Regions from separate parts of the Mus musculus genome. Here regions 2, 3, 4, 5 and 6 are each linked to region 1. The links are chromatin loops, found by intact Hi-C in ENCODE. Cell type or tissue: heart. All regions are shown on one strand. Region 1 has its middle 4.7 kb from the start of Chn2. Region 2 overlaps Chn2 (chimerin 2). Region 3 has its middle 38 kb from the start of Tril. Region 4 overlaps Chn2 (chimerin 2). Region 5 overlaps Cpvl (carboxypeptidase, vitellogenic-like). Region 6 overlaps Chn2 (chimerin 2).

Region 1 (5,000 bases):
TCCTTGTCCAAGGTTATCAGAGGGGATATAGCTCAATTAGGATCTGAACTCGGATTTATCTCCAAATCCCAGGCCTGGATTACAGGTTTTACTACCCCCACTACATGGGCGACATAGTTGAAATGGATGAAAATTACTTTTGCCACAAACCACAATCCTTCCACACTCTTCTGAGAGAGTAAGTGAAGGCCCAGCACACTTGCCTTAAGGCACAAACAAGGCCAGAGCTCCCCAGCAGGCTTCTGTGTATCAGAGAGAGCTCTTGTTTCCTTCAGTCACCACATACTCTGTAATCTAGGATTCAGAACCAAACCCATTTCAAAGACCAAGAAACTGAGCCTAAGGAACTTGCTCAAATGACAAACTAACACAGGTCTGTCAGGCTGCCAGGATACAGAGTCAACCTCTCTAGAATCACTTGCTTAGGCTTTGTTTTCAAATGGTCCGCGACTTGTAGAGAAGACTGAGATGGGCTCAGGTCTTGGATGCTGGCTCTCCTCCAGTGTGGATTCACTTCCTTAGAAAAATGATTGTTCCTCTGTTGAATCTATTGCTATCATGGGAAAAGAAGTGAAAATATTGATTCTGGTTTTCTGTGGGTGAGGGCCAAGAACGCTTGTAGGACAGTCATCACTTATTGATGAGATGCGTTCTTAGAACTGCGCCACTGTTGCTGAGGGAATGTCTCGGTGTGCTCCTGTGCTTGCTCCATCCAGGTGGGGAGGTCAGTCCCTACCAGTGTCTCTTCATTACATCAAGAGACCCAGTGATCCCAAGGCTGCTGGCTCAATACCAGAGCACACCATTTAACATGAAGCTTTGTGTTTTAATGGGAGAATACTCCTCGAAACCATGTTAAAATTTATAATACAGCAAATCCAGAAAGCAGTAACATGTTCACTCTGGTCAATATCAGGAGTACTCCACATAGCTGCAGGAATTGTATTTCTGTCTCACTGGTGGAATTTTTCCCAGTAACATGATTAGGAAAGGTAGCTGGTTGTGTCACTCTCTTATGACAGTTACAATGGCCATCATGATGGTATGTGGGCTGGTCCCATTATAGTCCCTATGAGATCTCTACATGTATGTAGCCTGTTACCAATAGAAATATCAATGTGTGGCGCATGTCTGTATTGGCATACTATTTATTTACTTGATCCCCTAGGCTGATAAGCCCAAACTGTGGCTGAGAAAATGTCCATTATCTAGAAAATAGCTTTTGACACTTGATTTTAGAGGTTGTGTCAAACAATCAAAAAAGCCAACTTTCCACCTGAAAAGGCATTTGTCACTGACATGGATAACACCTGTGATTTCTAACAGAGGATTTCACTCTGCAGTTTAAACAGGTCCCAGTTGATGTATGAGGGTTCCAGAGGGTACTGTGGGGTCCCAAGGCAAGGATATGGTTTTCCTTATATCTTTATTCCATGGGTCTGGTATACACTGCTGCACACAGTGACTGCTTGGTAAACTTTTCTGAATGGATTGCATAATGCATGAATAGATTAGCAGTTAGCAGAGAAGAGATGCCATCCTAAGACACAAAAACCAAACTCAGTCTGTCTGCATTCGCAGCCTTGGAGCTTTCTTTATTTACCTTTACCTCATATTTTTCTGAGGACAATGAGGGCAGAAAGAGTTTAATAATCTTAAATGCTAGGAAACAAAGCTGCAATGTGCCATGTGCCAATGAAGTCTGTCCCTCGTTTGAGTGTAGCTAATGAATGCATGTGTGTCCTCGTGTGCATGCGTGTGTGTGTGTGTGTGTGTGTGTGTGTGTGTGTGTGTGTGTGTGTGTGCTGGAGGCATTGCCTCCATGGCTCAGCACTACGTTCCAGGGAACATCTGTGCCTGCAGTGTTGGGATCTCCACTAGGGGTCTCCAGCAGCTGGCGATTTGCAGTGGCAATCGGGTTTGCAGCCGGCCTCTCTTTGTCTGCACCCCAGGTGTGGACTCCCCTTTGTTTCCTGGTTGGGCAGCTACCTTGCCTGGAAGCCAGCTGGGTTCTCACTGTGCCTTCTAAGGCCACCGCAGGCTATCAGCATCTGCCTCTAGTTTATCTCGTGTTCTCGGAGATGAGCCAGTGCTTTCTAGCAGGGTTAGGCATCTTGTATAGGAAACAGGGCTTGAACTACAAAGAGAACCAGTTCTCCCAGCAATGATTTTGATGAGGAAAAATCGACAGCAAAGGGGCCACTTTTCAGGCCAGAGTAATTTGCCATAAAATATTTAAAGCTGCTTGACAAACAGCCCCACAATTCTCCCATGGATGCAGACCACTGGATTAATCTTGCAAGTAAGGAATATTTCATTCTGTGTTTAGCACAAGGAAAGGAAATGACCTTCTCGGAGAAACACAAGAAAGGAATGCTGAGGGCAGTCCTGCATGCCCAATACATTCACTCTGTGGCGTGTTCTGCCTGCCTTCAAGCTTCAAAGGAACGCTAAAATAAAATAACAGATTATAGTAATGTAAGAATATCCTGAAAGCAATAAATGACAGGAGTTACAACAGTCCCGGTTGATGGAGAGACAGGGCCCAGGCTGTAAACATGTGACTCTTTTGCTTTTGCCATTTCAGCTGGTCTTCTTCAAAGCCAGATCGTTCTCACAAACCTGTCCACTGCCCTTTGTGCCCCAGAGGTGTTGTTCATCAATCGTGATCATAGCCCCCCGGAGGAAAACCATTCAATTCTTTGCTCATGTATTCAGAAGATATCTCTTGATGGCCTACTGTGTGCATGACATGGTAAATTACACAAAGGCTTGACAAGTAACCTGTTCCCCACCCCCTCTGAGAAACTTTTAATGATGTGGGAGAGAAAAATGTCATCACACCCAGCCATACCGTTAAGACACCACAGAACTGAAATCTGTTGGTAGGGAGTACAGCCGTGTGGGAGGATTCCATGGAAGAGCTGGCTGGGAAAGGAGAAGGTTCTCTGGGCAAAGTGCCTTCTGGTGAACTTTGACCACAGTTCCACTGGCCAACAGGAAGGACCTGGACAGAGACTACTGTTGATGGCTCCTAGGTACACAGGACACAAAGAGAAAAGGTCACAGCTGAGAAGGAGACAGCAGGAAGCACAGTTAGAAAGGGGAAGCAGGTTTGGAAGGTAGGGCCCGATCAGCTGCCTGGGTTTGACATCCCCAGTTACCTAGGCTGCAGGGCAGCTTGCTTCATGAATTTCTGATTTGGTGATGAAATCGATGCTAAAATTATAGTTAGGGGCTGGCAAGATGGCTTAGTAAGTTAGGACATTTGCCCTCAAGCCTGAGGACTTGGGTCTGAGTTCAATTCCTGGAGTCACATAATAGATGGATGAAATCTGACTCCTGTAAGTTGTCCTCATGTGGATACACACACACACACACACACATCTATATATACATATAAACACATGTGTACACATATAAACACATGTGTGTACATATGAACTTACATATAAACATATAAACACATATGCATGCAAACACATGTAAACATGTGCATATACAAATACACACGCAAATACACATCAAATAAATATAAAAATACAAAAAGAAAGTAGGCGAATGCTAAGTCAAAGCAAAATGGCAATTTTAAATTCTATGTCAGAGCCCATTATTGACAAACTCTCCTTTTTCCAAAGATCCTTTATCATTTGGAGGCAGGTGGATGGAATATTTAAGAAAACTGTACCAGATTACCTTAGATTTTAACAAATCTCACATGATACAGACTTGTGTAATGCCATTCAGAGTGAATTGAATACACAACGGAGGTTTTATCATTTCACTTGGGGAGCTATATGAGAAGTCCCACCACCAGTGGTTCCTGGACCTACTGACACATTGTGCCAGGTCCTGCTTGTTACTTTAGGTCTGGAACATCTGGTAGGGAGACTCAAGGCCCTTGGCCTTTGAATTGGAGAAAGGGTTTCTTGGCCCCGAGCAGCTATATCTTCCCTGCTGATGAACTGTCAGCAGTCCCGGTGAGCCATCACCTTTCAGTTGTCAGTCCAGAGACTGGTGCTTCATGTTTGCCCTTCCAAGCAGCTTACCAGCGATCTCCATCACAAGCTGGGCCTCACGGAAGCGCTCTCCTCTACTTTTGTATTGCACTGATTTTACCTGGTGGTGGTGGTGCCTTCCCAGTGAGAAGCCGTCCATCCCTTCAACAATTTGGAGTAATGAAGACAGTCATTGGGCCATACTTTGCTTTTAAACATATTTAATTTATTATTTTACCTATATGTTTTGCCTTTTTGTTTGTCTTAGTTAGGGTTTCATCGCTGTAAAGACACCATGACCAAGACAACTCTTATAAAGGAAAACATTTAGTTGGGGCTGGCTTACAGTTTCAGAGGTTTAATCCATTATTGTCATGGCAGGGAACATGGTGGCATGCAGGCAGACAAAAGTGCTGGAGTAGCTGAGAGTTCTGCATCTTGATCTGCAGGCAGCAAGGAGGGGACTGGATTCTACACTCGATGGAGTTTGAGCATAGGACACCTTAAAGCCCACCTCCACAGTGGCACACTTCCTCTAACAAGGCCACATCTCCAATAAGACCACACCTCCTAATAGTGCTACTCCCTATGGCCAAGCATCCAAGCACATGAGTCTATATGGGTCATTCCTATTCTAACCTCCACATATGCGTGCCACCTGGGTTCCTGGTACCCACAGAGTTCAGAAGAGGGTGTTGGATCACCTGGAACTGGAGTTAATGATGGTTGTAAGCCACCATGTGGGTGCTGGCACCTCAACCCAGGTCCTCTTCAAGAACAACAGATGTTCTTAATGGCGACCCACCTCTCCAGCCCACACACTTTTGCTTTTGTTACTAAAGTTCTGTGAAGGCAAATATAATCTGCACAAATAGAACCAGACATTCTGTGCAATTTACCATAAATAATGAAGCCCATCACTTACTGCTCAATTTGGGACCTTACATAAAAAAGAAAAGATAGAAAGTTTGGGCCACAAATGAAACATTTTCCCAGTAAATA
Region 2 (5,000 bases), 190 kb after region 1:
AGACATGCAGTGGTCAGAGCCACTGGATCAGGTCTTCCGGGGGCTCTGGTCGATCTTTGCTGGGCTCCAGATGGATCCACACAGGCAGTGCTGGGGAACTTGTGATCTGGTGCTTTTACGCATCCAGGTGAAAGCCTTTTTTTTTTTTGGTGACTCCTGGTTCCGAATCCCCGCACATCCCTAAGTGCTTACCTGCAAACACTTGTTGAATGAAGCAGGAGCAGATAATGCAATGTCACAAACGGAGCCAAATTCACAATGAAGATCAGTGTATCTCAGATGCACCCAGAGCCAGGTCAAGGCTCTTCTCTGGACAAGCTCTTTGATCCAGGGGCTGTGAGCCTCCTGCTGCATGAGGAGAAGCCAGGGCCCAGAGGAGAGGGGATCCAGAGACCGTCTGAGCAGATGCTTTGCTGTACATGACAGGAGACTGAAACATGAAACACAGGGTGTTTCTGAAACCTCTCAAAGGCTCAGAAAATGCTGCCTTAATCTTCACTCCATGTAGACTACTTATAATTAAGATCTCTGAGGTGTGTCCATTACAGCACTAGGTGCCTGCCTGAATCAGCCGGATCTGAAGTGAAGTCATATCACACTTAGTGGCCCCAGCAGGACCCCTGCAGGAAGCAGAAGGCTGGAAGTCTCAAGAGAATTGGTTGAACTGGAAAACTTTCCCTTGGATTATCCAGAGCGGGCCACCACCACTTACTCAAGGGTCCAGGGGTAGCAGGAAGATTCTGGAAGGTTCATGAGAACTGGAGTGGGAACTGATACCCCACATCACTGTCCCTCTCCCAGCCCCCAATTTCTCTCCTTCTACCTTCTGCCTGCACTTCCCATTGGGCAAACCCAGCCAAAGTCCAGGGGCACAGTGCAGGGAGCAGGGTGCAGCCTCCAGGGTCCAGTCTACTGATAGGGGCCAGGCAAGAGAGACAGGAATCAGAGAGAGTGTGGTAGTGAAAAGCGTGGGAGAAGCCAGCCCAAGCACACAGCAGTCCTTATGCCCTTAGTCAGCATGGTTCTCATAGCATCCTGTACAAAGCTAACTGGCTTCCGAAGCCCAGCATGCCTTACATGTGACGATGCTACAGTCCCTTTCTCAGATGGGCTCACGACTGTGTGCTGTGCTTGGGAGCTTGGTTTTGGGATGTTGAGTTTCTCTGTGTCCATTAGATTTAAGTAGAACATTGACCAGTGCCTTTAGCCAAGCTGAAGAGCTGCATTCAATTACACACCCCCTCATACCTACACATCCATGCATATGCACACACAAGCACACACACACTTACAGATATGCACATGAACACATACACACTCACACATGTACACATGCACCCCACACACAGGCATGCACACGCAGCACACAGGCACACACACACACACACACACACACACACACACACACACGCAGCACACACACACACGTAGATGAACACACATGCATGCGGAGCACAGACACACAGAGGGGCGTTGGTGGGGACTGGACCATTGATATAAAGGAGGTGGGACTAGAGCTGCTTGGATTACAGGGTCCAGAAAAACTGCCAATTCTCTCCTCAGGAGGTTCTTTGGAAATAACTGACATAACCAGGTTCCTCTCAGGAGTCAAGGGTAAATGAAGATGAGCGGAGCCTGGCTAGTGAAAATGACAGGTACAGTAATGACTGTGGTCATCCATCTTCCTGCCACGCACACACGGCCATAAAAACGGAACGGAGAATCGCTGCGTGAATGGATTTGAACTAGCTTGATGCTCTCAGGAAGCCAGGATTTACTGGCTATTGTTTTGAAGTCAGAATCTAACCACACGGATTTATCAGGGGTCTGAGCAACAGCTGACCTGGTTGTGGGGTGGGGCAGTGAAGGTGAGGGGAGCTCTCCCTTTATGTAGATGAGAGTTTTGGAAGGAAAACCAACCAAACAACAGACAACGCGTTCAGTCCTCTTGACCTGTGGAGTCAGAGGCTGCTGAGGTTCCCCTATCTAGTGCTACCCGGGCTGAGACCCTGGGCCATGAGCCGGGAGGTAGATCCAGGCAGAGAAGATGGACATTCTACCTCAGCTCGCTGCTTTTCTGTTTCAGAGACTCTTGTTTCCTAGCTTAGACTCTGGCCGTCCTTCCCAGCCCTTCACAGGTGTGCACTGGCTCACATGGAGGCACATTTGATAGAGGCCCCAGGGTGTGCGGGAATTGCCGCAGTTAACTCTGCATGCCCCAAGTAGACGTAACTGGTGGTGACAAAGTGTATGATGCGTTGGTCCTCACCCTTGGCTGCACACTGGAATTTACTGAGGAATTTCAAAAACAACCAGAAGCCATGCTTGACCTTTGTAAAGAGACGGGCGAGCATGTGCAAGGTCCCGGCTTTGGTTTTCAGCACCAGCTGAAATAAAAGAAAGAAGGAACAGAGGCACCAGACATTTATATTTAACTCTTGGTATAAGTCCCAGGCCTGCAATTTTAGAAGTTCCTATTGGTACTAATGTGTAGCAGGAGCTAGGAGCCCCTGCTGTAGAGGAATAACTGACTTTGAGTTAGGTCATCTGTGACCTGGATTGACTTCCAAAAGCCTCAGTTCCCCCCACCCCCTCTCTGTTCTTAGGCTTAGAGCTCTGCAGGAGATACAGGTGTGTGTGTGTGTGTGTGTCAGCCCCTTTACAAACCCTCCTTTATATCCTGTTTTAAAAACAAAACAAACAAAAAACCTCACTTGGCCCAAACATTGGCTATTTTCTGTGCAACACTGCCATCTTGTGGTAGACAGGAGGAGTGTGCTATACTTTGGACAACCTCAAAGATCAAACTTGGCAGATGTGGGAGTAATGAGCATGAACAACTTTTCAGCAGTGAACTCGCTGAAGCATCCTCACTTCTTTGGGGTTTATAGCGCATACTTGGCTGTCAGGTTGCTGGGGGTGTTTTTCAATGTGTGCTCGCTTGCTGCAAAAGCTGCTCTGCTAGCCTGGGCTGCCCCAGGGATCCGACTGGCTGATTTGGGAGCCAGAAGTGTACAAACTTCTTGGCACCAGAACTTTCTTGGACTGTTTAAACTTACAGAACATCCCAAAGAGTACTTGACTATATCTTATTGCTATTTGCTATATTAGATATTAAATTTCAAATGCTTAAATACTCATTTATTTAGATATAGTACCAGTAGGAACATCTGGTCATCAAGTATACATGGTGCATTTTATGAAGCATAGCCCTGCTTTCAAAAATAAGGAAAATGTTTGCATTTCGGCATTGCTTTGGCGTATATGTAACTCTCAGCATCTGCTTTAGTGGGAGGCTGCCGGAGTCACACGTCTGATCCTGCACTTCACCTGTGATGGTAAACTGTTTAAGTATGGAAGGAAGCCCTGGGCTCAGATATTTGTTGCAAAGAGAAGGGGTGTTTATATAGACGTTTACAGGCAAATCTTTATGCAAAATGAGCAATGTTTAACAAAGGGCAATTTCTTAAGGATTAGTTACAGTAGCAACCACTTAGAAGAACGTTGGTTTAGCATCATGGACTGACCTTCAGGTGCTCCCAACATTGATGGGCCCACCAAAACCTGCTGCTCATAACAGACACCAATGAACCAAGAACCTGATTTCAGGAAGATATGCACGTGCAGGTCTCCAGGGTGGTTTCAGGGGTCACCGCACCACAGCCATCACCTTTGACTGAGGAGGTAAATGATGCTTTACCTGGGCTGCTACCTAACCCAAGCCATACAGTGAGGAGGAATAATGTCCCACAGGACTCTCAAAGGCGTTGCCCTCTGTGAGTGCAGACCCACTTCCAGTGGGTCTGAAGAGGAATCGGCCACATAGAATGGAGCCCTGGTAATTCTGCCATATGCAGATGGCCTTCCTATCTACCTGAAATTGGCTCCAGGAGATGCTCATGTCCCTGGTGCTGTGGGTAGTGTTTGCATGAACCACACACCTCTTCCCAAGTGTTGTGAAGTATCTCTCTGTTACGTATGACGGTGAATACATGTAGATCTATGCAGCTCACAGTGATAATGCATCCCTTAGGAAACTATAACAAGAAGAAGTTAATATATGTTCAAATACATGTTACCCAAGTATTTCCGGTCCTTGGTTGGTTGACTTCATGGATGGAGAAACTGTGAATGGAGATGTGATTGCATAGCCAATAAAGATCCACCAACCTGACCTTTCCCTCCTCCCTACACAGATGAGAAACTGAGGCTCAGAGCTTAAGATGGGGGTGGTGTCTTGTGTCTCTGGCCCAGCACAGGTGTGGCCTTCTGTTCTTGTGTGGTGTCTGTCTGCACACCTGGTCTTCCACCGGTCTCCCACAATGAATAGCTGTCATTTTGCTACTCAGAATCTACTCAACACCTCCTGGAAATGGTACCCTGATGCTCATCCCACACATTCTCAGTTTATAGATGTCATCTTGGAAGAGGATTATAGCTCAAGGCTGATGGGAGAATCACATTGCCCTGGCCACTGATTGGTTCAAGAGTGGGCATTTTATGTGGTTCGGTCACTGCCAGTAGAACACCATAATTTCAGGAAGACTTTTCATCCCTCCCTCTGCCTCGCTGGACTAGGCAAGAAACAGGTTTCCTGTAAGCCCTGAATGGAACTTGCAGAGAAAGAAGTTGAGTCCTAAGGAGAGTTCTGAGCCTCTGGCAGATTTGTTATGCAGCTGGCTGCATTCTCCAGGGTGTAATTTGTTAGTTAATTCTTGGTTCAGCCTTTGGGCAGAGTCTTGGATGTTGGTATTGAAACTAAGTTGCTCCTGTTTTCAAAACTGGAGCTGTGATTCCAGCACCTGCCAGCTGCTCCTTCTGTCCCAGAATCCCTGGCTTGCTTTGCTGTGGACTTTCAGAAGAGAGAAAGCTAAGGTACTGAGATTCGGGTTCATTGTTATTTTGATCAGCTAGTCCAGGCTGTCCTCATAATGGTGAGTTTGGTGAGAACTGAGGACCAAAAAAGTCTAGCGTTCACTGCAGTGAGTAGGAATACAGTA
Region 3 (5,000 bases), 250 kb before region 1:
GATGGGCACATGTTTGTCTTCCTTTTGCATTTTTATTTTGCTTAACTACAAAGGAAAAGCAAATTTATGCTGGAAAATGAATGGATGATAAATTCAAAAGAAAAGGTGTCAGTTCTCCTGACATCTTCATCTCGGTGATATTACCGGTTTGGCATCTAGTCTTCTGGAACTTCCTACGTGCATGCAAACACGAACAGCTGTGTGCACAAGAGTCTACTAAGCACACCACAAAGCGGGGCTTTCTGTTTTAAATGAACCATATGAGTATGCCCCAGTTATTTGCCCCATTACCCATCCAGCCCACATTTTCCATGTTTGTTCCCATCGTCATAAGAGCAGAGAGCAGCCTGGGGCTTTGGGCTCCCGGCTCAGTACAGTACTGCCAATTTGGTGTGCCTGAGTCCCACAGTCCAAAGTGACTCCTGATATACCAGGTGAGTGAATAAGAATTCACTCACACCTTCATGGACAGCGGTGGACTAATGAAGGCAAGAATGATTTAACTTTACTGGTAGCTTCGGGTCTCAACAAGGCTATTATGTGCACTTGACAACTCTCAGAGACCCAGAAAGGGCTTGTATTTTTTTTTTCCTTACCACATTAAATTTGGGTTAAATATGTAAATACACACAATGGCCACCAGAGGGCGACAACCTCTCAGCATGATTGAGTAGAAGTCCTCTAGCCCTGTTGACAACGGCTTGATTCCTGCCTTGAATGTGTGCATTGACTGGTATTTTAAATAAGTAAATAAATCCAACATAAATGTCAAAAGAGACATGAAGGTAAATGCCTTAAATGGTTTTCTAAACAAAGAGTTGTAGAAACCACAGTATAGTCAGATGACAGATAAGAGATAGGTAGGCAGATTTATCAATTGACTGACTCAGGGTCAGGGCCTTGCATGTAGCCCAGAATGGCCTTCAATTCACAATGTCTCTACTCCCTCAAGCACGAACCAAGATTACAGGCTTGTACCACCATGACTTGTTGTTAGTTTTGTGGTTATTCACAGCCCATTTCTTTCTAAAATATAAATTAAAAGACAGAGCCCCACTCTTTGCTGGGATGGTCTCCCAGGCCTTGCTCTGAAAGCCCATTCCACCACAGTGCCTCTGCTCAGAATTGCTTTCTTGCTTCCAGCATAGGCAGACAACCTAAGTCTAGCTTTTAATTTTATCTCTTATTTTTTGAGAATTTCAAGTGTATGATGCAGCAGATGACGTCACCACACACTTTGGCTATAAGGACATAGAGAAATCAATCTCACACTAACTGGAGAACTTCCTCCTTGCTGGCTCGTTTTCACAAGTGCCTGTGGTCTGTGCAGGCTCCTGGTGGGAAAAAATAAAGATCTTCTCAGCGCTAGACCTCGCATCCTTCCATGCTGAGCTGCCAGGCAATATCTGCCCACTTCTGCCATAGTGGCATGGCTGTTTTCGGGTAATAAGCCACTTTGATGAGTTTTGAACTCTGTTCTGTTGGAGGAAATGTCATGCCAGGTACTAGAACCTGGTCAAAAGCCCCTGGCCTGGGAGAGCATATGCTATTTTTACTAAATGATTATGCTGTTAAATTGTATAATTCTGAATATTTCTTTACATCTATAGACCAGGACTTCTCTCAAGCTTGCTTAATGAAGCTTCCCTTGGCCGTGGGCAACAGTCAGTGGCGTGATGCGGAACTTGACAAAGTGACTGACTGCTGGGCCCTAAACAGGACATCTCTATTAACCACACCAACTGCACCAATTGCACTGGGAAGGCTCCGGGCAACACTGTGGGAAGGGAGACAAGGAGAACAGAAGAGCCAGAAGCTCTGGAGAGGACAGGTTTCAAAGAATTAGGTCTTCTTATCTATTGCCAACAGTGAGGCAGACTATCAGTGTTTAAGTTTTTGGCCACTCACAGAAGTTCTAGCTTGCGCATGTCAGGTATGAATGGGTACTTCCAAAGGTGCCCTTAAACCCAGTGGGGGGAGTCCATTGCATTTCATTCAACTAGGATCATCTCCACATATTTTGTAGATGAATATATTTAAAAAACACTTTTTATCTAAGCATAGAGTAGACTTTCTGATGATTATTTGTGAATCCTGCACCATTAAAAATTCAAAGAAAAAGGGAGGCAGGCGTGGTAGTAAAAAGATCTCTAAAATCCTAGCATTCGAAAGGCTGCGGCAAGACAATTTTGAGTCCAAGGAAACATAGTGAGACTCTATATGAAAAAACAAAGGGCTAAGATACCATTCAGAGGTGGTGTGTTCCCTGGCTTCCCTGGGGCCTGATTCTGACCACTGATAGGCAAATTGATAATCCAAAGGCCAGAGAACAGTGACGCGCAATATGCCGTAAATCCACAAGGTGGCGATATTTTATCGCACTTAGAGAAACGCTTCCCTTTGGCTTCCTTTGCCTTTAAATGTATGAGGGCCCCCAAACCTGTGGTTTTCCCAGTATTAACCTAGTTTGAATGTAATAAGCCAAAAGAGTTGAATATTTAGGATTAGTGTCTATACCTGGCAACGCCAAAGTGCAAGCCTATAGAGTAGGAAGGAGCTACTGCCAAGAGGCGGGCTTTTGAGACGCCACACTTAAAGTATCCCTAACATTGAGACTCTTGAAGCCTTTCTCGGCAATGTTAGGCACCCTTGGACGTACAGTGTCTCTACCTCTGTTAGTATATCTACCCAGGACCCAGTGAAGCAGGTGAGGACGGGTTTCCTTAGCATTCCGATGCACGGAGCCATGTGTGTCCACCCACACCTCACCAAGGCTTGTGAGAAAGTCTCACGACTGTTTGTACCTTACCCAGCCATGCTGCAAGTCTGGCCTTTGAGCTCTCCCACACAGTAGAATGATAAGGTTTTCATTCATCCTCCAGTGACCAGAGCAGACAACGTCTAAGGGGAGGACCACAAGGAAGTCTGCTATCACCGTCACCACCATGCAATCCCTAAGGCACCCTACTTCCATCACAGGATAGTAAGGCAGTTTATTACTTGTGCCCTTCAGCCACAGAGCTGAAGTCTACAGCATAGTCTCCGACGATACAGAAACTGCAGAAAGCAAACTCCCATGCCCTCACTTGTTATTCCTAGGGAAGGCGATGGATAATATAATTACATTGTGATGGATTGAATCTGACAGACAGCAGAAAAGGCAAGCCAGAGAACATGAACTAGGGAATGGGTTTTTCAATGATATTCCATGTCTCTTACAGTCAGGGTTGGAAGGGGGTAGGGCAAGTGTGAAGACACACACAACTTGCATTACAAACTTTATCCGTTTCTCTTTGAGGCAAAGAAAGGTTCATTGTGTGCTGGCTTGGTGTGAGGCATCTCACCACCAGTTTTATTTTATACACCTGATCTCTTTTCATTACCCTTGCTGTTTGGATGAAAACATTGAATACAGTGTTCCAGAGATGAAGTACTTCAGGTTCATACAACTGTCCATCCTGAGCTTCAAGTTCATACTCAGCAGTTGTATGGCCCTGGTTAAAACCAGATCTAGCCAAGGCCACACACGCTGCTGTGCTCACCCTCTAGGGTGTGTTCTGTGATGATGGTCAGTCCCCGGCTGGCGGTACCCTGAGTAGGTACCGCCTGAGACAAGAAGCAGAATCCCAAGCAGCAAGTGAAGCTATAACTTCTAGACTCTCCCTCAGCACAAGCCTGTGGGTTGGAGAAAGGACCATGGACTCCTGGCCAGGAAAGGAAGCCAGAGTTCCATCGGAAAGGATTCCCGGGGCTAGAGAGACAGGTTCCATGGTTAAGATCGTCGGCTGCTCTTGCAGAGAACCTGGGTTCAATGCCAACACCCACATAATGGCTCGCCACCATCTGTAACTTCAGATCCAGGGGAATCTGGCCTGCAGGGCCCCCACATGCTTGTGGTATATAAACACACATCCAGGCAAAACACTCAGACACATGAAATATATTTTTTAAGGCAAGGAATTCTAATTAGATAGTTTTGGTAAAAACCCTAAAGAGATCTTCAGGAGAGACAAGATCCAAACCTCCAAGGGCCCAGGAGCTTTTTGGGGTCTACTTTTTTTTTCTTTTTCTTTTTTTGATTTTTGTTTTTTGAGACAGGGTTTCTCTGTGTAGCCCTGGCTGTCCTGGAACTCACTTTGTAGACCAGGCTGGCCTCGAACTCAGAAATCCACCTGCCTCTGCCTCCCAAGTGCTGGGATTAAAGGCCTGTGCCACCATATCCAGCTTTGGGGTCCACTTTTCATTTTAAATTAATATTCATATATTGATGATGTAATGAATGAATAATACATGTGCATTTGTAAGTGAGCTCTTTAAGTCATTTGAGCTTCGGACTTCTCAGACTGAGTCTGTCTCACCAGTGTCTTTACCTCCTGTTTAATATTTTGCCCTCGGTGTTGAGAAGGCTGTAAAAGATCCCTCATCAATCTTGAAGCTGCCACGTTAGGCACCTGGTACCCGCCTGAAGCATCGTGTTCCTGCGAGAGGAGTGGGAGCAAAGGAAGCAAGGGGGGGGGGGGGAGAGGCAGGAGAACATGGTTACACGGAGGCTTGGCAACTGGTCCACTCTGCGAAGGGAGACAGGGGACTCACATGAGGCCCTCTTAGGAGGGCAAATTGTGAGCTGGGGCACATAGCTCAGCAGTTCTGGGTTTGATCTAGAATGTGTGTGTGTGTGTGTGTGTGTGTGTGTGTGTGTCTGTGTGTGTGTGTGCATGTGTGCGCGCATGTGTGTGTGTGTATCTGTGTATATGTATGTGTGTCTGTGTATGTGTCTGTGCCTGTGTGTGTGTCTGTGTGTGTGTCTGTGTCTGTGTGTGTGTGTGTACGTATGTGTCTGTGTGTGTGTGCATGTGTGTTTATCTGTGTATGTATGTGTGTGTCTGTATGAGTGTGTCTGTGTATCTGTGTGTGTGTGTGTGTGTGTGTGTGTGGTGTGTGGGGGTGATGTGTGTGGTGTGTGTGTGTAGCCAGGACACCTTCTACTCTTCTAATGGTTC
Region 4 (5,000 bases), 50 kb after region 1:
CCCACAGTCTGTTCCCCGCCTTCTTCGTAAGTGATGTGTTTACTTATTTATGCTCCACCACCCACTCTCACTTCCCAGTGTGGGACTTCCTCTTCTCCTTTCTCTTGTAATTTCCACAGAGCAGAAAGTGCTGGGAGGAGAAGCTGGCAGAGAAAGCCAAGGTGTTGTGGTCAACCACCCTTGCTCTCTGGGGACTGAAGCCAGGACATCATGAAGGACACAGCTTGTCTCTCACACAGAGCCATGGAGTGATGCTCCAACAAGTTATTATTCTTGGAGTGGACTGATCTCCCTTTGCTCTGCTGTGAGAATTTCTAGGAAGCTTTTCTGTATGAAGACTCCAGGGTGAAGGTGCTACTGCGTCTGACCTCCCGGAGCAGAGACCCCTGTTAGCAGGGACTGTTGGGGCTGCTAAGGCTGGCTCTGAGCTGGCTGAGAAAGAGTCCTGCCAGGGTCCCTAGCGATGCCACCTGTGTGCCCACTGTTCCTGAGAACTGAATCTTTTGTCTAGACCTCTAAGTCTCTCTCAGTCTGAGTCTACACTGCTCTACGGGCCAGATTGCTATACACTGGCCAGGGCAGGTTACCCACAGGTTCTAGAACCTTTCCCCAGTGTTCCACCTTCAGCTAAATACTCTGTGCGTGCAGTGACTTCTGCCTTCTTCTCTTCTGTTGCTTATTAATAACCTTCATTCTTTTAGATAGAAAGCACCATAGAACTTCTTTTATGGGGCCTTGATGACTTTAGACTTACCACCTTTGGTATATGGTCCCAAGTTAGTTTGTAAATTCATGGTGGTAGGACTCATGTTTCATGCCCCCACTGTGCTTTTCAATGTATAATCAAAGTAACAAAAAGGCACAAACAATTTCTTTAAAGAAAAACAAAACAAAACAAAACAAAACAAAAAAAACCCACCAGAACAGTGAGAGAAATGTAGTGGCAAGGAGACTTATTTAGCTAAGTACTTACTTGGCACCCATCAAATTTGGGCAAAATACACTGTTGGATGCTTAGTGGGGGATTAGCAAATGGGAAAATACCTTCAAGGAGAGTATGGCATGTCAGTAATAACAACAATTGCTAAAAAGTTGCATTTATTTCATGTACATCCTTTATCATATTTTTCCATCTCCAATTCATCCTTAGAACAGTTCTTCAAGGAATTATCTCTGTTTATTGATGATAAAGCTTAGCGCTGGGAGTTGAAGGAACTTGCCTACGGCCACACAGGTGGTCTGGTGATTCTGAGGGACACCTAGGAGTGGCAGTCCCTCTCTGGTAGAACACAAGCAAGGACGGACAGCTCATCGAGCTTCCTTCTGCTCTCTCGTTTCCACGCATTTGCTCCCTCCTCAGGCTGCGTGGAGTGTTCTCCCTACCTCTGTCTCTCAGCTTCTGGAAAAGCTTCCCACACTTCAGGCATGCAGGGTCTCTCTGAAGGCCTGCCTCCTTCAAAGTTCAGAGTTGTTGCTTCCAACTGGGAACCTGATAGTGTGGGCCCCCCGTGCACAGACGAAACATGAGCATTTGAATGCCAAGGTCAATTCATCCTTTGGGGTGCTTCTAGGGAGAGGTAAAAAACACACAATAGAAGTGACCAGAGAATTCTGTTCCATTCCACAGGTGTTCATGGAGTGCTCGGCAGGAGCCTGGTAACAGCCCAGTGTAGGATAACTTCTCCCTGTTTTACAGGAGGGCTGTGGTGATGCCCAAGATGAGGCCATTGTCTGGGTTTATGTTGTAGAGAATGGCTTCTTGCCTAAAGCAAGAGATTTCTAGAGTGTTTGGCTTTCTTCCCTTTTGCCCTGTAACTGGTCCTAGTTTGCACAGCTTTGGGGGAGAGGGACAGGCAATCGTATTGAGTGGACAATTCCCAGAGAAAGCCTACTTGCTAGAGGAGCCAAAATGGGCCTCTGGAGGGGTGTTCCAACTTTGTGCCTCCCCCCACCCCACCCCTAGTGTTTCTAGAGTGGAGAATCAAGGTCAGGCTCTGACCGGTATGGTATAGCTTTGACTCAGTGCTTGATTAGTAGGTTGGTGACTTTGTTATTTGCCAGTGGCCCTGGGCAGCTGCTTACAACTGCTGCAGATTCAATGATAAGTAAGGCCAAGATGAGAATGAGTAGTGACCCCAATGACCTAAGGACATAATGATCCATTCCAGCTTCTGAACACCAGACATTAGGTCAAGGCCCTGGCAGATTTGGTGTCTGATGATGGCTTGCCTTTTCACTCTAACCCCATATGGTAAATAAAAGGGACAAAGGATTTCTCTGTGGTCCTTTAATAGAGGCGTTCATTTCACTCTTGAGGGCTCCACCCTGTGACCTAATCATTTCCTGGTACTGTCACTCCTGGGGGCAACAACATAGGACTTTAGCAGGGACACAAGTGCTCAGTGTACAACAGTAAAGTGCCACGTGTCACGTGTGGGTCGTGATGAAGTCAAGTGTCAAATGTTAGAGACTAGAGGAAGATAAACTCTGGCACGTAGGGAGTGGCCCAGAACATTCCATGGAAGTGGTGACGTGCTGGCTGAACATGGCAGATGAATGGTTTTGGCAAGCTGAGGGAGAAATGGGTACTCTCGGGGAGAGGTCAGTAGGCTCAGAGGCCTGAGTAGACAGTGACGTCACCACTGGTATAACCAGAGTGAGGTGAGTGCGGGCCAATGGGTCTGCTAGTACCATATACGTCAGGCTTTCCTTTTTAAATAACGCTGATACTACTCAGTACTACAACCAGCAGAAGACAGAACAGGCCTTTCCTGTCTTCTGTACTGCAGAGGATGCCCCTTCCTGCTTCCCAACCTCCCCCACCAAATCAGGGACCACATGCTTCGGCAGCTTTCTACCTAAATCAGATTCCAGAATATTCAAGACTGCTGTGACCCAAAGCTGCAGAGCCACCCTGCTCACAGAGCACCCTGTCACCTTAGCATTATCCAGGTCTGTGCCTGGGCACAGAAGAACAGGGACCTGTTCGTGCTTCCTCCCTACAAGATTACCAGCCCCTGGGTTATGGAAAAGAAGAGAAAACAGATGAAAACGCTTAGCATGACCCAGGATGCTTCAAAAGTCCCTGCTTTCTCTTCTCTGGCTTTGACCTCCACGCTATCACAGTCTGACCCATGGGGACAGGAACATGGACACGCTTCTATTGTTACCTGGCCAGCCTTCCCTCCCCATGGCTTTGCTTTTCCAACTAAAAACAAAGCAAAACAAAACAAAAATCAAACAAGCCAAACATCCTCTACGTTCCTCAGCCTCAGCTGGTCAAGGGTTAGAGCTCTCTGTTTTGTGGAGAGACTTTGTTTTCATAGCCAAGGCATTGTTACATGGGAGCCCTGTGCTCACTGCCTTGGTTAGGTACAGATTGGAGAGCAGATATAGAGACTGGCAGCTGACGGTGAGGTGAACTGGTGGCCGGGGTGGGGGTGGAGTGGGCATTCGCAGGCTGGAGAGAGAGCCTGTCCAAAGCATTGAAAAGCTGTCTTCCATCCGTCTCTGCTGGAGGTGATGGTGGAAGTCTGTGGGGGGACATGATGATTGGTTACCAGACCATAGAGCTGAGCCCTAATCTGGCTGTCTGGAACTCTGGACCTCACAGTCAGACCTGCATTCATCCTGCTTCCCTACCGATCCAGCCCTTTACATCTGCCGTAGTTCACCAGCCAGGTCTCTACCAGTGTTAGTGGCCTTTATTTCTTCTGATGCTGGAACCTTGGTGTAGGCCCTGCATCTCTCGCTGACTGCCTTCACAGGCAAGGGATGACTGTCCTGTCTGGAGTCTTCTCCCGTTAGGCTTGCCTTTGGACCACTATCAGATAGCCTTCCCTAAAAGATGGTTTCTCTACCACAGATCTTCCCTGGTTCTCACATTCTGAACTCTGGTCTTTTAAGTCTCCAACCTAGACTCTCCTGTGTTCTGCATCCTTCCTGTGGATTCCCTCCATCAGTAGGCTCCCACAGAATCAGTAGATTCCCTCAGAAGAATATACTGGGGAACTTGTTAAACAAGCAACTCTCAGTTCCCCTGTGGGTGGGGGCACTATAGTAAGTTGGGAGCCAGACCTTGAATATATTGAGTTTTAAACTCATATGATAACATAGTAGAACATAAGACAGGACCAGAAACCAGGGCCTTTGCCATGCTATTTCAGGTTCTGTTAGATCTTCTCTCATTAATTCTTTCTTCTGTCCAGATCAGTTGTGGTTACCTCCTTGAGGGAAGATAGGATGCCAATGGGTGTTGGTATAGCTCTGTGCTAGAGCAGCTGCCTAGCATGCTGATGCCCTGAGTTCAAGATCTAGTACTGAAAAAAAAAATTTCTTCTTCTTCTGCCCCCAGGATACAGTGGGATACAGACAGTTGGTGCTACTCTGTCTCTGACTCCCCTGCTTCCTATAAGTTCCTCGAATGTAGACAGTCGTTCTACTCATCTGTTTCTATACGGAAGCTCCCGGGAAATCAATGATGTTAACAGCCACTTCAGTGTGGATGATACTCTTCAGACAGCACAATAGAAATATTCTGATGTAACATTTACTTTTGTTATGTTTTAAAGCTATGAAGAACAAAATCAAGAACAAGTTATGAATATAAATTCCAACTTTAAAAAATATAGAAATGCAAAGTCAAGCAAGCATCATTTTTAGCTATAAAATAATTTCTCACAATGATCTTTATAGTCTTGCCCATAAAGAAAGTATATGGCTTGTAAATACATCTGTAGTCCCAGTAGCTTCCTGATTGAAGTTCAATTCAAGTTAGGGTCAGGGTTTTATTATCCGTTTGTCTCCTGTAGCTATTTTCTTCAGCACCAGAGGTCCAGCTGGCTCAACCTGCTGTCAACAGTTCTAGTGCTCAGTCAGTCTCAGGGATGGCTCCATACCAGGAGTTAGCCATTTAAAACACCTTTGCTGATCCATTCTCATCTTAAATATCCTCTTATCTGCATTGCTAAAATGAAATTATATATCCATTACCAAAATGA
Region 5 (5,000 bases), 73 kb before region 1:
AAATCACTAATCAAGAAAATACTCCACAGTCCAATCTGATAGATGTAACTCTCCAATTGACATTCCCTCTTCCCAGGTGTTTGTGTCAAGCCAACAAAAATCTGACCAGTGATTAAGGGCCCTGAAGAGGATAGGAGCTCCACAGGACAACCAACAGAGTCAACTAACCTGGACCCTTGGGAGCTCTCAGAGACTGAACCACCAACCAAAGAACATGCACGGGCTGGACCCAGGCCCCTTGCATATATGTAGCAGACGTGCAGGTCGGTCTTCATGAGGGTCCTGAACAACTGGAGCAGGGACGATAACAAAAGCTATTGCCTCTATGTGGAATATGTTCTTCTAGCTGGGCTACCTTGTCTGACTTTAATGGGAGAGGATTCACCCTGAAGAAACTTGATGCGCCAGGATGGGGGGGATCCCCAGGGGGAGGGGCCTCCACTCTCTCAGAGGAGAAGAGGAGGGGAGATGGGGGAGGGGATATATGGGGAGGGGGGACCAGGAGGGAGGGCAGTGATCAGGATGTAAAGTGAATGAATGAATGAATGAATTAATTAATTAATTAATTAATTGAGAAAAAGAATACAGTAAAACAAAACAAAACAATCTAACTAGTGGTTGTATTTTACATAGACAATTCCATTGATGTGGCTCTAGGGAATTAAACAGCTTACCACGTGTGGGGGCAGTATTTTGGCCAGAACCCAATCTGCATACATTTTTCTAGCCAACCCTTTCTTCCCTTCCACTAAGAAACACCATTCTAGAAAAGAGGATGCAACAGCCCACCACTGCCAGACTTCAAGGCAGGCTTAAAGTGGCAAGTGTGCTGTGGTAACTCAGTGACACCCTCTCTGTAGTTCTAAATGCAACGACTGGAGGCTTGCTTGCTTTACGTAACATGTTCTCTCTTAAGTGAAGCCATTAGTACCCAAGGTAAAGTCTTAACACCCCCCCCCCCGGTGCATCTGAGTGGACCCCCACCCTGCCGCACAGATCTCTCTGCCTACGATGCTTCAGCTGCCACGCCATGTTGATCAAGGAAAAGGATTTTTATTTAAAGCAATTAGTTTTGTAACCAGAATCATTGAGTAGCTTGGCAGAACCATTTTAATTCTACACACATAGTCCCAACACATGTGAACAGCTTGCTTACGACAGCCATGTGTTCCCAGGGAAGGTTGTTCACAGTGCTTCCTGTTGACAACATTAAACTGTCTTTAAACTGTGATCATTCATAGGGAAAATTAACTTTTTCAGTTGTCTCCCCCTGTCTTCTTAGATCATCCCCAACCTCCTCTGAGCTCTTATCAAGCGTTGACTTATCTCCTCATCAAGAGGCAGCCTCAAGCCCGTAGACTCCTCACCAGGCTCTTCCCTAAACATCCCAGGAGATAACAAGCCCCAGGCAAGAAAGCTATAGCTTAGAAGGAATGTGAGAGGCAGTGTGAATGAGGGAGTCTGGTCTCATTTCTGAGTCTAGCTAAGATGAAAGATGACTGGAAAAGTTAATAACCTCAGTCTTTGTGTAGAATTTTAATTTCCCCAATGGACAATTGGGCACACAAAGTTTTCTGCAGAGTCCTAATATACATATTAATAGAGTGGTCTATAACTTACAATTTATGGCCACTTTGTTTTGTTTCATATGGTTTTGCTATTTCAGATCCTTGGTGCCTCAAGAACATCAATGAAGATGCTGACCCAGTAGCTCTGTAGCCACTTGCAATAAATATAGTTTGAGAAATCCTTTGACCCACATGCCTTTCACAGAACTGGTCCCTACATTCAGCATAGCAAAGGCCCATTGGCCATATTATATCACATGATCCTTGGCTGATTGGATCAAGGAAGATCACCTGATAGGAACTTGGCCAATCACACTAGACCTTTAGGCACACACTAGTGAATCCTTGTTGGTTCTATAACTAAGGCCATGGAAGCTTGGAAACTATGGTTTGACCAAGTTGGCCAAGTGCCTGAGGAAGGAAAGCATACTGACATGTCAAGAATGAGAGTCAGTGGCACACTGGCTGCTCCAGTTCCTGAGATCTTTCTAGAACATTCTCGGTTCCTTGCGGCAGACTGTTCCTGAGAGAAAGAATGGGTGGTGATGTCACTCAGGACCCAAGATAAGACAGGAGCCACAGAGTCATTTTCCTGTGTGATTAACCAGCCACTTTGTTAAGCCAGAAACACTGGTGTGTACGCCTGCTCCAAGACACACGTCTACTATAGCCATAGGGGACTCAGTCAGCATCGAGGAGAACTGGACAGAAGGCCAGCAAGCTGACCCGAGATCAACATGCCCGTAAGCTTCCTGTGTCTTCCAGGGAGCAGGGAACACTGTACAAAAAGCACACACAAGCCGGGTGTGGTGCCGCACGCCTTTAATCCCAGCACTCGGGAGGCAGAGGCAGGCGGATTTCTGAGTTCGAGGCCAGCCTGGTCTACAAAGTGAGTTTCAGGACAGCCAGGGCTATACAGAGAAACCCTGTCTTGAAAAACAAAACAAAACAAAACAAAACAAAACAAAACAAAAAACAACAACAACAACAACAAAGACAAAAGCAAACAAACAAAAAAGCACACACAATGGAGATTTCTCCATAGGTGTGTAAAGAGGACACTGGTCTAGAGTGTCCTATATTGAGGGCAGAGTGCCTATACTGAGAGTCAGTCCCATAAGGAGGAGTGTGGACTCCCTAAGGTGTGCTCCAGACCTCCTTGAAGAAGGCCTGGGATCAAACCTTTGGTGACTAAGTTCCCTGGGTTTCCTGGCTGTAAGCTGGCTGCAGCTGGATGGTCACCTAGGCAGAGGGTCTTGGTGGTCTGAGTGAACAAATAAGGCAGAGTGTCCCTGAACTGAGCAGCAAAACACAGAACAAGGAACAGAAAAAGGCAGCTTTGGGCCCTGGTGTCCCTCCAGCGTCCTCTACTGACATAGCCACCCAATAGCAAAAATGTTTAAAGCTGTTATTGTGGGTCATGGTAAATTAGACCAGAGATGCCAAACAAGCAAGGATGCACACTTGTGCCCAACTCATGCAGCAATCACCACTGCCTAGATCTCCATCCCATGATTTAGTAAGTAGATGCCAACTGTCACAAAATACCATAGCTCACCCCAAGGGAACAAGGCCTTCACCACCCAAACGTTACTGCTTTGTTGTTGTTGTTGTTGTTGTTGTTATTTTTTTTTAAGATAACATAGCATCTCTTGTGCTGTCTGTGGGTCAGAGACAGCGTGATGTCTGGCAGGATAGCTCTAGTTGAAAGTCTCTTATAGAACTAAGATACAGACATAGACATCAACTAGGTTGACAGTCCCTACTTTAATGAAACCCCAAACCCCAGGGAGAATAAATGCCCGACTCCAAGTTAAACAACTAAGAATTGCAGACCTGGAACAGTCCCTGTAGCTTGACCTCCAGGGTTTTTTTTTCCCCCTAAGTTCAAGACCTCTGACAAGCTGTACCAGGATAGATATGGAGCGCATTAGAAATGCTGCTTTGATCTCTGGAACCTGGATGAGTGGGGGCCGGAGAGGAAGCAGCAGTCGCTCTTCTGAAGCTCCCAGCTGATTCTAATGAGCAACAAAGTCTGGATCCTCTCTTCTCTTCCACACATACTCTGCTACTGAGGAAGTTCGCATCCTCTGAGGAGGGAGTATACCTGGCTACAGGCCACAGATCGGGGGCCTCTGATTCCACCTCTACTCCCAAGACAAGCTGCCCAGTGGATTCTCAGGACGATTTAAAACATCTGTCTCCACTACCAGAAAACACCAATCTAGACCAAGGGTATCAGGGCCAACCTTTGGTATTCTCTGATAGCTAGCTCCGAGTTCTTGGTAGCCTAACCCTCTGTCACCTTCATTTTCCTGCTATCTGACTTTGGAAGGTCCAACCTGCAGGTTCCTGAGTGAGCATCTCTTCATAGGCTGGTCCCAGACTAACCTCACAGATGTCACAGTCTCCAGCTCCTTTATAAGCACTTGCCCCACCCCCAGCAAAACAAACAAACAAACAAACAAACAAGCACACACACCAGGAGTCATGCCTTGTCTCTGCCAGAAGAACATGGGATGGACCTCAGGAAAGGGGCTGGACTAACTCTGAACACCTCAAATTACTGGTGTTCCTACAAGATAAGGTCAAAACCTGGCTATCTCTTGCCAATGAAGGCAACCTCAGACGCCTCTTTATCTTCTGAAGCGAGACAAATCCCAATTTCACTTAGTAATTTCCTTATCCAGTAGCAATTAATCCACATTCTTGCCTGATGACTGGGGCCTTCTGATTTGCAATTTCCCTCTATTTTCTTTAAAGCCCACAAACCATAATTCATTTGGGTCAGTATCGGTGGCAACTGGTGTCACCAAAGAGATAATGGCAATAATAGTCACAAGGACATAACAATAAAGGCGGTGTTTATTGTGAGTCAGGATTCCTCTAATCAGCAGGCTCCATAGCCTCTTTCGTCTTGAGACCCAGGTCAGGCAGTCTCACTGTGAACTGAGACGGCAGATATTTGATGCTGTTAGGAAATGTGGGTAAGTGATGGCTGCCCCATCATATGCATACAAGCTCGGCTAATTCAAGAGGCCCCACTTCCAACCTCTACACCCCAGGACCTTCTAAGATTACTTTTCTAGGGATGTGACACACAGTGGTCAAAAGCAAAGATGTCCAGCCCAAAAATTAAGCCTTAAATTCTGGTTCAGGCAAAGGATCAAGGGGCTTTGGCACACAGCTCCTAGCAGCCGCCACCAGAGGTGTGTGCTTCTGTTGAGTACAGTGTGCTGCCCAGCCCCCAGCCCAGGCACAGAGCATGCTGCTTCCCCTACAGTATTTCCACTGCACACTGATTTTTGACTTCTGGAATTCATTATGCACTGATTTGTAGACAATAACAGGGGAATCTCGCAGAAATAACAGGAAAACGAAACTAATTTGAGAAACAGCATACAGAAAATGACTCAGAGGATGCTCTGAGTG
Region 6 (5,000 bases), 130 kb after region 1:
TAACAAAGTGGAGGCTGGCTGTCTCTGAAGAAGTCGTAGGAAAAGAAGCACGGAATGGCAGAGAGGGAAATCGCCTACCAGGAATGTAGCTGCACAGGGCTGGGAAAAGTCTACACTCTGTAGGAACAGAGCCACTAGGTGGGAAGAGGCCCCTAAGGGCTGTGGTTTGGCAAAGGTACTGAGGGTGGCAACCGAGTTGATGTTCCTGGACCTCAAACCGTCGCCCCCTTTGTTGTCATGGTTTGTCTCTGTGTCTGCCACTGCTCCCACTCATGTGTTCTGTTTTTTCCATTTCCCCTTCATCTCACCACACTGTGGCTTCCACCTACCCCACGATCATCAGCCCTCACCCCTCCCACACCCTCTTGCTGCAGCAGGCCTGCCTCCTGCCCGGCCTGTCTCCCCAGAGTGGCCTCTGCCCCTCTCGCCACTTCCCCTTCTGAGTGGCTTTGCCTTGCCCTTTCTTCTCTCCCCTCTGGTTGCCGTCTGCTCATTTCCTTCTCACGCCCTCCAAGGTTGTGTTCTTTCTTGCCAGGCTCTTCGGAGGCCTGTTGTGCACTGAGCATTGACCCTCTGTCATCCCCGTGCTTCATTGTCTGCAGCCACCATTTGCTTGTGGCCTTCCCTTCATAGACACCCAGGGCCAGGCTCTTGTCTGTCCTGCAAGCCTCTCAAATGTGTTCACTTGGCTGTCCCATCGCTGCTTCTTTCTGACATTGGAAAGTGAGGGCTGCCATCTGCCATGCCTGTTTCTTCCACGATTTTCCCAACTGTAGGAAAGAAGTCACCCTCCTTCCCACTGCCAAGGCCATAGACCAGTCTTCCTCTGCCAGGCCAGTACCATGTCCATTTTCGCTGCCTAGAGAAAAGTTTATCACAGGCTCTACTCATTTGCTGTCTCAACATCTATCAAATACATTTCCTCCATTTCCACTGATACAACTGTAGCTCAGATTGTTCACATAATTGATTGGTTGGTTGGTTGGTTGGTTGGTTGGTTGGTTGGTTGGTTGGTTGGTTGATCTCACTGCCACTCACCTTCCCTCATTCCCCTCCTCTCACTCTCTAATCCAGCTTCACACCAACACTGCAATAATCTTTGTGGCTCACACACTGGGTCCTGCATCTTCCCTGTTTACTTCTTCCCTCCTTTCAGTGCAAAGAGTACTTAGCTCCTTCTTCTAACTCTTGGTTTTCTGAGTCCTCTTTACTTCTCTAAGTTTATCTCTAGCCACACTGGGGCCCCAATTTCCATATCAGCATCTGCCTTAGCTAGCAGGCTAGGCCACTTTGTCTCTTGTGTCTTGTCTGTCTTAGGCCATACCTTGGACTGTGTGTCATACCCCAGCAGCCTGTTTGTCCAGAAGGCAGTCCTTGTTGCTGTTGTGTTCTGTATGTAAGTGGCTGAGTGACCCTTCAAGCAGGTGCAGTGTGCTATGGTACCAGAAGCTAGCTGCCTTTTCTCATCCTTCTCTCTAGGACCTTCATCCTTGTGTTTAAATAATACTTGTCTGTGACTGTTATTGCAGGGCCCTGGACAGGGCTACTCAAGGTCAGAGGTGACTGGCCCAAGCAACCTCTGACAGAATGACCCAGTCTAGACCCACTCTCCAAAGTCTGGAAAATAGCACTCTAGCTGTCCTTCTCACACGAAATGTGCACTATGAGTTTGACTTTCATTAGTCAGGGCTTGACTTAATAACGGATGTATCCTAGCATATAGTAATCAGAAAATTTCAAATTCTACCATTTGTACCCAAGTCAGTGTGGGGCCTCCTAGCCTGGCTACAAAGCTATAGCTGAGATCCATGTCCCCTAGGAGAGGCATCTTCTCATTGTCCAACTGTAGGCTCTGTTCAATTACCGGGCCACCTACCTGAGTAAGACATCTTTGTCTAAGCTCATGAAAGAGACCCCGTAGGCTGAAAGTGACATAGACAGCAGAGAACAAGACCCTTGCTTTCACTGTGGTAGTCACTACTATACGGAGATAACTAAACAAAGACATATACATGTACACGGTCAAACATCCTCAAGAGAGCAAAGGCGCTGGGAAGAATGAGAGTGCATGATCTGGGAAGAGTGTCTAGAGGACTCCAGAAAGCTGGTCATGTGGCAGACACCATATGCATTAACTTGACGCATCCAAGGACCAAGAGAAAAGCCAATGTGACTGAGCTATAAGAGAAAAGAAGAGATGAGATGAGAAGGAAGCACCACAAGCAGTTCCCATAGAGCTTCCTACCCGTCTCTCCTGAGCGCTGGTGCAACCAAACCCCCTGGTAGTCATCAGTAAGCCCTTGCTGAATGGAAGGCTCTCAGTACAGCTCAGTGCAGCATCAGTGGCCCAAGCCAGAAGCTCCGTGTGGCCCCAGTGCCCTCTAGTGACCACAAACTCCAGCTCAGGGCTCTTGGTGACCTCTTCATCTCTGCATAGTTCATCTTCTGGCCCAGCCTAAAGATCTAGAAAATTCTGGTAACTTGCAGGGATTTGTCCTCACGAACTCTTCCCTGTAAGTAAAGCTCATTCCAGTAAACCCATGGAGGCAGACAGAGATCATTATAGAAAACTAGAAGCAGTCAAACTTCAGAGTTCTAGAGCTTCATCCCTACTGATACAGCTACAGAATAACCCCCAAACCTAAGGCTCGGGGACCATTGTGAGAGAGGAGGTGCAAAGATGACAAGAGCCAGAGGATCAGGGAATTTGCTGTGGGATTGGGTTTTCTAGGAATGACCAAAGCTAAACCCATAAAGCCTTACCAACAGGACGGTTTAAAACCCGATCAGAACAAGGACAACAACAATAGTCATGCTAAAGTGGATGATGGGACAAGCCCACGCGGCCTTCCGCCCACACAAAGAACTGTAGGCAACTGAGGAATGCTGGGAGCAGTAGTCTTCCCCGGGAAGCACATGGTCAGCCAGAAAACATACATCAAAGTAACATCACACACAGACTGAGCAGGCTATAGTTAGGAATATGTATTTATGTACACATATACATTTATATTTACATTTACATATGCATATACATAACAGCAATTAATAGAAGAGGCCATGAATTTGAAAGAGAGCAAGGAGTGCATGGGAGGATTTGGAGGGAGGAAGGAGAAAGGAAAAATAATGCAATTGTTTTATAATCTCAAAACGAGTTAAAAACAAACAAACAAAAAACACCTGTTGTGCTCCACAGATGATGCACACCAAAACCTTCATTTCCTACTCTAATTTTGTTTTCCAACCCATTTTCAAAGAGAAAGTGCAGAAGGCCCCATTTCTCAGGACAGTGCAGAGAACCTGTGCAGGTGAGAGGCATTCACAAGAAATCTCTGGAAGGTTTCTCATCTAACAGTTTGCAGCGGTTTATTGGGCCTGGCACCATTTAGCCGCTGTGGTCTGCTCAGCTTCACAGTGGCCTAACATGCATCTCAGACCTTCCGAAGCAGGGAGGCAGTCACACAGAAGCAGCACCCTACCCCTGTCACACACGCTGCAGTCACACAGAAGCAGCACCCTACCCCTGTCACACACACTGCAGTCACACAGAGGCAGCACCCCACTCCTGTCACACACACTGCAGTTACACAGAGGCAGCACCCTACCCCTGTCACACACACTGCAGTCACACAGAGGCAGCACCCCACTCCTGTCACAGACACACTGCAGTCACACAGAAGCAGCACCCCACTCTGTCACACACACTGCAGTCACACAGAGGCAGCACCCCACTCCTGTCACAGACACACTGCAGTCACACAGAGGCAGCACCCCACTCCTGTCACAGACACACTGCAGTCACACAGAGGCAGCACCCCACTCCTGTCACACACACTGCAATCACACAGAGGAGCTCCCCACTCCTGTCACACACATTGCAGTACACACAGAAGCAGCACCCCACTCCTGCCACAGACACTGCAGTCACACAGAAGCAACACCCCACTCCTGTCACACACACTGCAGTCACACAGAGGCAGCACCCCACTCCTGTCACACACACTGCAGTCACACAGAGGCAGCACCCCACTCCTGTCACACACACTGCAGTCACACAGAGGCAGCACCCTACCCCTGTCACACACACTGCAGTCACACAGAGGCAGCACCCCACTCCTGTCACAGACACACTGCAGCACAAACAGAGGCAGCACCCCACCCCTGTCACAGACACTGCAGTGCACACGGAAGCAGCACCCCACTCCTGTCACACACACTGCAGTAACACAGAGGCAGCACCCCACTCCTGTCACAGACACTGTAGTCACACAGAGGCAGCACCCCACTCCTGTTACTGTCTTTTGCTCTCAATCGGTCCCAACTCATTCTGGACCCATTAAGCTAATCACACTATAAACCCTGAAGTGCCTTCTCATTGTGTGGCTGCCCTGGAACTGACTGAGAAACCTGTTTTCACGCAATTTCTCTGGAAGAAGTCCCCTGCAGCCCATTTGCAAATGTGTGCATCGATAAATCAAAAGTGGCAGTGGAGGGCTGGCATTTGTGAGAAGGAGAATGGGGAGGTGGGAACCACACAACCCTCCTATTTCTGAGACAATCCCCTGATGCAATCACATAGCTTTATCTGAAACAGTCTCTGAGTAGGAAGGTCTCCTCCAGCTGCCTTATTAGGTCTTTCTCTGGACCAATGCTTCCAGGGCTCCTCATTTCCCAAGCCTGGCAGGAATGTTTCCTCCTCTCCTGTCACTCTCCACTGAGCCAAGGGATGGAAACCGGCTCTCCTGGATGTTTACAGGGTTCCTCTTCGGTTGTCACTTACCCAGGTAGAACACATGCCATCTTTCATTTGTCTTCATTAGCCAGTCCCCAAATTCCTTTCCACTTGCTCCTCTGTGCTTCCACCGTGATGGCTTATCCTGGAGCTGAAAGTCTTGGGATGCGCAGCGTTCCAGCTGCAGCTGACAGAACACCTGGATTTTCCCATCAGGTCACAGCCATGTTTTCAATAGAGCTTCCTGTGTCTCCATCTGGTGCTCTGC

What was found. A loop is a pair of places that touch in the nucleus more often than their neighbours do. Peaks named below come from ENCODE experiments on the same cell type or tissue, not always from the same donor. Only the 100,000 strongest peaks of a DNase experiment are listed, where the experiment ranks them.
Region 2: it touches region 1 in a loop (10-fold over the local background); 33 of 42 quality-filtered maps call a loop at or near these places.
Region 3: a loop joins it to region 1, with 3.0 times the contacts of the local background. A loop is called at or near these places in 7 of 42 quality-filtered maps.
Region 4: it touches region 1 in a loop (2.3-fold over the local background); 3 of 42 quality-filtered maps call a loop at or near these places.
Region 5: it touches region 1 in a loop (2.1-fold over the local background); 7 of 42 quality-filtered maps call a loop at or near these places.
Region 6: it touches region 1 in a loop (8-fold over the local background); 25 of 42 quality-filtered maps call a loop at or near these places.

What each region holds. Positions count from the first base shown.
Region 1 is chr6:54,032,747-54,037,746 of GRCm38, forward strand. No RefSeq gene overlaps it. Among named protein-coding and RNA genes, the nearest start is that of Chn2, 4.7 kb to the right of the region's middle. In heart, a CTCF peak has its summit at 1,892 (motif pointing right); a DNase peak (open chromatin) is centred at 1,905; H3K4me3 peaks cover 368 bases; H3K27ac peaks cover 576 bases.
Region 2 is chr6:54,226,356-54,231,355 of GRCm38, forward strand. All of the region lies in intron 6 of Chn2 (chimerin 2), which reads left to right. Among named protein-coding and RNA genes, the nearest start is that of Gm15527, 26 kb to the right of the region's middle. In heart, a CTCF peak has its summit at 2,774 (motif pointing left); no DNase peak of the experiment used is centred here; H3K27me3 peaks cover 242 bases.
Region 3 is chr6:53,780,712-53,785,711 of GRCm38, forward strand. No RefSeq gene overlaps it. Among named protein-coding and RNA genes, the nearest start is that of Tril, 38 kb to the right of the region's middle. In heart, CTCF peaks have their summits at 641 (motif pointing right) and 2,354 (motif pointing right); no DNase peak of the experiment used is centred here; H3K27me3 peaks cover 538 bases.
Region 4 is chr6:54,082,717-54,087,716 of GRCm38, forward strand. All of the region lies in intron 1 of Chn2 (chimerin 2), which reads left to right. Among named protein-coding and RNA genes, the nearest start is that of Chn2, 45 kb to the left of the region's middle. In heart, no CTCF peak of the experiment used is centred here; DNase peaks (open chromatin) are centred at 95 and 2,665; H3K27ac peaks cover 455 bases.
Region 5 is chr6:53,959,271-53,964,270 of GRCm38, forward strand. The region is part of intron 3 of Cpvl (carboxypeptidase, vitellogenic-like); the gene reads right to left. Among named protein-coding and RNA genes, the nearest start is that of Cpvl, 17 kb to the right of the region's middle. In heart, a CTCF peak has its summit at 2,933; a DNase peak (open chromatin) is centred at 4,961.
Region 6 is chr6:54,162,616-54,167,615 of GRCm38, forward strand. All of the region lies in intron 1 of Chn2 (chimerin 2), which reads left to right. Among named protein-coding and RNA genes, the nearest start is that of 9530036M11Rik, 13 kb to the left of the region's middle. In heart, a CTCF peak has its summit at 2,392 (motif pointing left); a DNase peak (open chromatin) is centred at 396; H3K27ac peaks cover 292 bases; H3K27me3 peaks cover 342 bases.